Linked DNA regions of Mus musculus: region 2 is linked to region 1. A link is a loop called in an ENCODE intact Hi-C map of the cell type or tissue named here. Cell type or tissue: gastrocnemius. All regions are shown on one strand.

Region 1 (2,500 bases):
TGGTCCAGGGACAAGGTGCTACAGTCTCAGGCTCTGGAAATGTCAGTCATTTGTGTGTTCCAGGTGTACTTTTGTAATTATGTATGTGAGAGATATGTACATAATTGTCTGCCTCTCAGGAAGTAGGAAAACTAGAAGATACTATGACCTCAAAAAAAAAAAAAAAAAAAAAGACAAAGGTAAGCAGCAGCTAAAATCAGCTAGGGAATATATGCTTACCTCAAGTGAATCACTGTAGAAATGTGATTTTTTCCCCCCTTGCCATCAAGCTTGTTTTCTGGATGGCTGCTGATATGGGAATCAAATGAGACCTTTGGAGTAAGGACTAAATTGGTTCCCATCGAAGTTTTCTGCATAGCAGATAGTGTGTAATATTTACCTCCATCTGTTGCTTACAAGAGGGTTGTCCAGAGAACCTCTCACACCCGTCTGATGTTATTTACACTATCCATGTGATGTTTCTGTCTGGCGGAAGAATTGGGAGGCTCTAGAGCAGTTCTTCCTGCTTTCTTTTGTCTCCTGTAATTCTTATCATGGAGGCAATAGCCTGGAAATCGTTAGTGATAAGCCTCAGACCTTTGGTGGTCCCTGCCAGTATCCCGGATTTTGGGTATATAACCCCCCAATTTAATGTTTCTATGGGATAGATGAGTAGTAATCTAGTCTAGGCACTGCCTATGAGCTTTCTTTGTAAAGGTACCTCCTCAGTCACCCAGCATTCAAGATGGAGCCTCAGGGATGCCTTCCTCCCTTTGGCTGTGATGTCTGGCAGGACTGACTCCGGCTAGGAGGGGAAACAACCCTTAGTGCAGGCCTTTTCTCTCCTCCTTCAGGCCAGCTGAAAGTTTGAAATGCCACATATGAAGGGCTTTTGTTGTTTGTAATTTTTTAAATGTAAACTTGATTATTTTATTGCTAATTTAAAAATAAATGACTTTATACTGATTGTAAAACAGCTCTGGGGCCATCTCTCTGCAATGTTTTGGTGATTTGGCGCCACCATGTGGTAACTTTTGGTGCCGCAGAAGCTCTAGAAATATCTGTTAGAATGCTATTCAGAAGGCAGAGAGGACACTCACATCATGGTCTGATTCTAAGTGTCTAACCTGGAAACATTCTCTACACAAGCCAGATCCATCCGTTTTCCTTCTGCATTCCCTGTCCCTTCTGTCCCTCCACGTCTGGCCCCATCTGTCTCCTTTTTGTCAAAGTGTGTATCTGCACAGTGATGTCGATTCTCATGTATTTCTCTCTCCTTGTGATGAGCAGAAGAAGATCATGATCATGATCTGCTGTATTATCCTTGCCATCATCTTGGCTTCTACCATTGGGGGCATATTTGCCTGAAAAAGGTAAGCTTTCTGGGGAGGGCCAGCTCTGCTGTCACTTACTTGACACACTTGTATTCTGGGTGCTCTGGGTGTCAGCAGGATGCACAATAAGGAGGGGGTGAGGGCTGGGTATAGGAATAGCTGAATTTTGGAGAAAACCAAGGAAAAGGGATGTTTTGGAGAGAAGTAGGTGGAGAACTATTGGGAGTAGGTGGTTAGTGAGGCAAGGTCGCAGTCTGCCTCGTGACGGAGCCTGGCAGTATCATGTTTCTCAACAGTGAGGGATGGCCATCCCTGTTGTAAAATCTTGAGCCCTTGTACCTGGAAATGGTAATAGAATTAATTTTTGCATCGGACTTGCCTTAAAATCCCCTGCTCCCAAGGTTAGTACAAGCTAGTACAGTTTTGAGAGTAGTTTCACACCCCTGCAGAGAAGAGGTGGTATCCTGGCCATGAACACCGTGCTGTGTAAAATATGATTTTTCTTTCCATTTTCTCTTACTTCGTTCTGCTTTTACAGATGGGATCTCAACGGGCATCTGCAATCTTCCACCTCTGTGGTGCCATCATGTCTCCCCTCAGTCTTCCTCAGCTATGTCTCTTTTCACTAGGAAACTCACAACACAGGGCACCAATCAACTGTTTATTAAATGAACAAATTAATGAAAATGTAGAATTGAAAGAGATAGGGATGAAGGAACAGGGAGCACGGCAATATACAGTTGGTTTAGATGGCCCTTAAAGGTCTGGCCTGCATGGTAGAGAGACATAACGAACGGGTCCCTGTTTAGAGCACAACACACACACAGCCTGAAGGCCAGGATGGTGGTGAAGAGGCAGGCATTACAACATGCCCAACTCAACAGGGTCATACTGAACTCAGTGAGGCTGTCTCTCAGATCATGGTACTCCCTACTTTTACTCTAATGGCTCTTCTAGGTCGCATTCTTAACCAACCACATGTCTGCTTCCTCTTTCAGGGTCCAAGAATAGTTTTTAATTCATAGATTGTTTAAGGATAGGCACTATGCCTATCTCGAATACTACCATGTCCCTTCTCTTAGCACACAGTGCCTGCCACTTTCAGATGTCTGCTTACTTATAGTCAAGCTTTGATTTCATTCATGGATGAGTCTTTGAGCTTGGCTTTTAACTCTTTAAGGTACCAT
Region 2 (2,500 bases), 43 kb before region 1:
TCAGTCATGGAAGGTACTACCTTGGGAGTATACAGAAAAACTGAGCAAATTAAAATGACCAGTGACCACTAACAAAAAGCTGTTCCATGCTATGTATCCTATGGTGGCCTTATCTAATGCACCTTTCTGATTCTATAATAGTCTGTGACTTTCATTGTATCACAGCTATTGTCCAGCTATGTAAATTAGATATCGGTAGTAAGCAGAGTGCTTCTATTCATGGAGATTATAAGGACTTAGTGTACAGGAGAAGCACGGTTTCTTCTCCCATCCCCAGAGCTAGTTTTGCATCAAGTAACCTATTCATGCCAGCCTTCCTGCTGTTTGTCTGTGGATCTGAATGAGTTTAACCTCTTACTGGTTGCTTCACTAATAAGCTAAAACATTAAAATATATTCATTTTATATTTGCATGAGAGTCACAATTTTTTCCCTGTTGAAATCAATTATATCCTTTAAAATAATTTGCTGGGACTTAAAAAAATTTTTTTTTTACTTGTATGAATGTTTTTGCCTGCATTATGTCTGTATACCACATGTGTGTAACCTCTGCAGAGCCCAGAAGAGGGCGTTGCATCCCCTGGAACTGTGTGTCACCATGTGGATGCTGGGAATTGAACCCAGGTCCTCCAGTCAGTGTTCTTTACTGCAGGGCCGTTTTTTGCAGCCTAAAATCAATCGCGTCTTAACTGGAATCCTTTGTTCTTGCTTCAAAATGAATCCATCCTCCTTCCTCACTTCTGTCCAGATTTCAGACGTCCACACTTCGAGAGTTTTTCACTGTAACCCCTCTTACTGGAGAGGTTGAAACAGGAGAATGGCAAGTTCAAAGCTTGCCTGGGCAATTCAGGGAGATTCTGTCTGAAAGGAGAAAACCTAAGGGCTGATGCTAGAGAATGAGCTCGGTGGCGGAAGGTTTTCCAAGTGTTTGCTGGGCTGGGGTGGGGGTGTTCAAGCCCTAGCTGTAGGGTTACGACCACCAGGGGGCGTGGAAACTTTCGCAGTCCTCGCTGGGCCAGCGTCAGGACAGGAGCCGGAGGTCAGATAGAGGATTAGAGTTGATTACCGCATAGTTGGCTCTAACAGCTCAAGCCCTGCCTTACTTGACTACCTTTATGGCAGCGGAGGAAGTCAGTAGGAGCGTGCACATCGCAGAGGGTAAAGTCCGGTTATAATTAGAAAGTATCTATGGCCTTTAAGATTGAACACAAAGTCGAGGATACTTCTCGAACTTGAGACCAAGTCTTCACTAGCGCCAATTGTTGACCACTACTCTGGTCGATACGCCATTTGTTATCCCCAAATCAAATACGGAGGGGAAGGGAATAGGGGCACCGTTGAAGAGGAAGGGCAGTGAGAAGAACCACACTTTTCTAAAAATTCTTCAAATCCCAGGGCTCTTGACAGCAAGGAGGAGAGAGGTGGGCTTAAGTTTTCCAAATCAAACAAACGTCTTTATCCTACAACTCTGCCCGGTAGTTAAAAGTCAGTTGCTTCTTTTCTCGTACAGGCTAAGCAGAAAATTGCTAAGCAGCCTCTGATTTATATAGCTATGGAAACGGACTCTCCTAGATTCCCTCAAGTTATTCAAATTGTTAGTAAAAGGTGACTGGACCGCCTACACGACTTCGAGAGGCCCCACAACCACTAGCATCATAATCCCCAAATTCCTCGCCGCAGCCCGATCCAGGGCATCTCATCTGCAGTTACGCCCTACGGGAACAAGTCTCTGAGCCCGAACCGCACAGATTTTATACCCAACAGGTCCCTTCTTTAAGGCGGAATATCTCTTGAGCATCATCGGAACGTTTTCCCTCATCAAAGGGAGCAGGAACCAGCTTGTCTTCAACCTGAGGAGTCCGCAGAGGGCCGAACAATAAGAACAGTGCGGAAAATACGGAATCGAAGCCAGACAGACCACCCCCGCCTTTTTTTTTTTTTTTTTTTGTTTCTGCCTTTCGAGGGGCATGGGAAGGTGTGCCCGGAATGCTTCCGGCGCTGGAGCGCGCTGGCCCTTTAAGCAGGAGCTCGGGGAGCGGCCCAGGTATGGGGCGGGCCCAGGGGCGGGCGAGCCCTGAGCCGGCGCGGTCTCGTAGCCGGATTTGGAGCGCGGCGCCGGCGGGGGCCGGAGGGGGCGGCGCGGCGGACCTCGGTGGCCTCGGACGCTCCTCCTCGAGAGCGGCCGCCGCCCGCCTCCGCCCGCTCTAGCAGCTCTCTCGCCCCGGCCGGCAGCCGCCGCCGCTCCAGGCCGCTCACTTGGGACGCGCTCACCTGAGACAAGGCGCCCGCCGCCCTCACCTGGGCCAGGATGAAGGACCGGCTGGAGCAGCTGAAGGCCGTGAGTCCGCGGCGCTTGGGGGATCAGGCGGGCCCCGGGCTGCGGGGATCGGTCATCAGGATAAGTGGCGTGGGAGAGGGGCTTCTCCTAGTTCCCCTAACCCAGGCCGCAGGGGTGCTCTGCGCGCTAGGCCTCCCTCCGCCCAAGCCCCCGCCTCATCCCG

What was found. A loop is a pair of places that touch in the nucleus more often than their neighbours do. Peaks named below come from ENCODE experiments on the same cell type or tissue, not always from the same donor. Only the 100,000 strongest peaks of a DNase experiment are listed, where the experiment ranks them.
Region 2: it touches region 1 in a loop (2.0-fold over the local background); 16 of 42 quality-filtered maps call a loop at or near these places.

The regions. Positions count from the first base shown.
Region 1 is chr19:11,775,940-11,778,439 of GRCm38, reverse strand. Stx3 (syntaxin 3) reads left to right here. Exons shown (of 11, transcript NM_152220.2): 11 at 1-955. Among named protein-coding and RNA genes, the nearest start is that of Mrpl16, 6.8 kb to the right of the region's middle. In gastrocnemius, a CTCF peak has its summit at 997 (motif pointing left); a DNase peak (open chromatin) is centred at 1,000.
Region 2 is chr19:11,818,529-11,821,028 of GRCm38, reverse strand. Stx3 (syntaxin 3) reads left to right here and starts at 1,626. Exons shown (of 11, transcript NM_152220.2): 1 at 1,626-2,337. The coding sequence starts at 2,308. It overlaps Gm41810 (a long non-coding RNA gene), which reads right to left. Exons shown (of 2, transcript XR_003952942.1): 2 at 1-2,376. In gastrocnemius, a CTCF peak has its summit at 972 (motif pointing right); DNase peaks (open chromatin) are centred at 630, 979, 2,117 and 2,492; H3K4me3 peaks cover 1,805 bases; H3K27ac peaks cover 1,438 bases.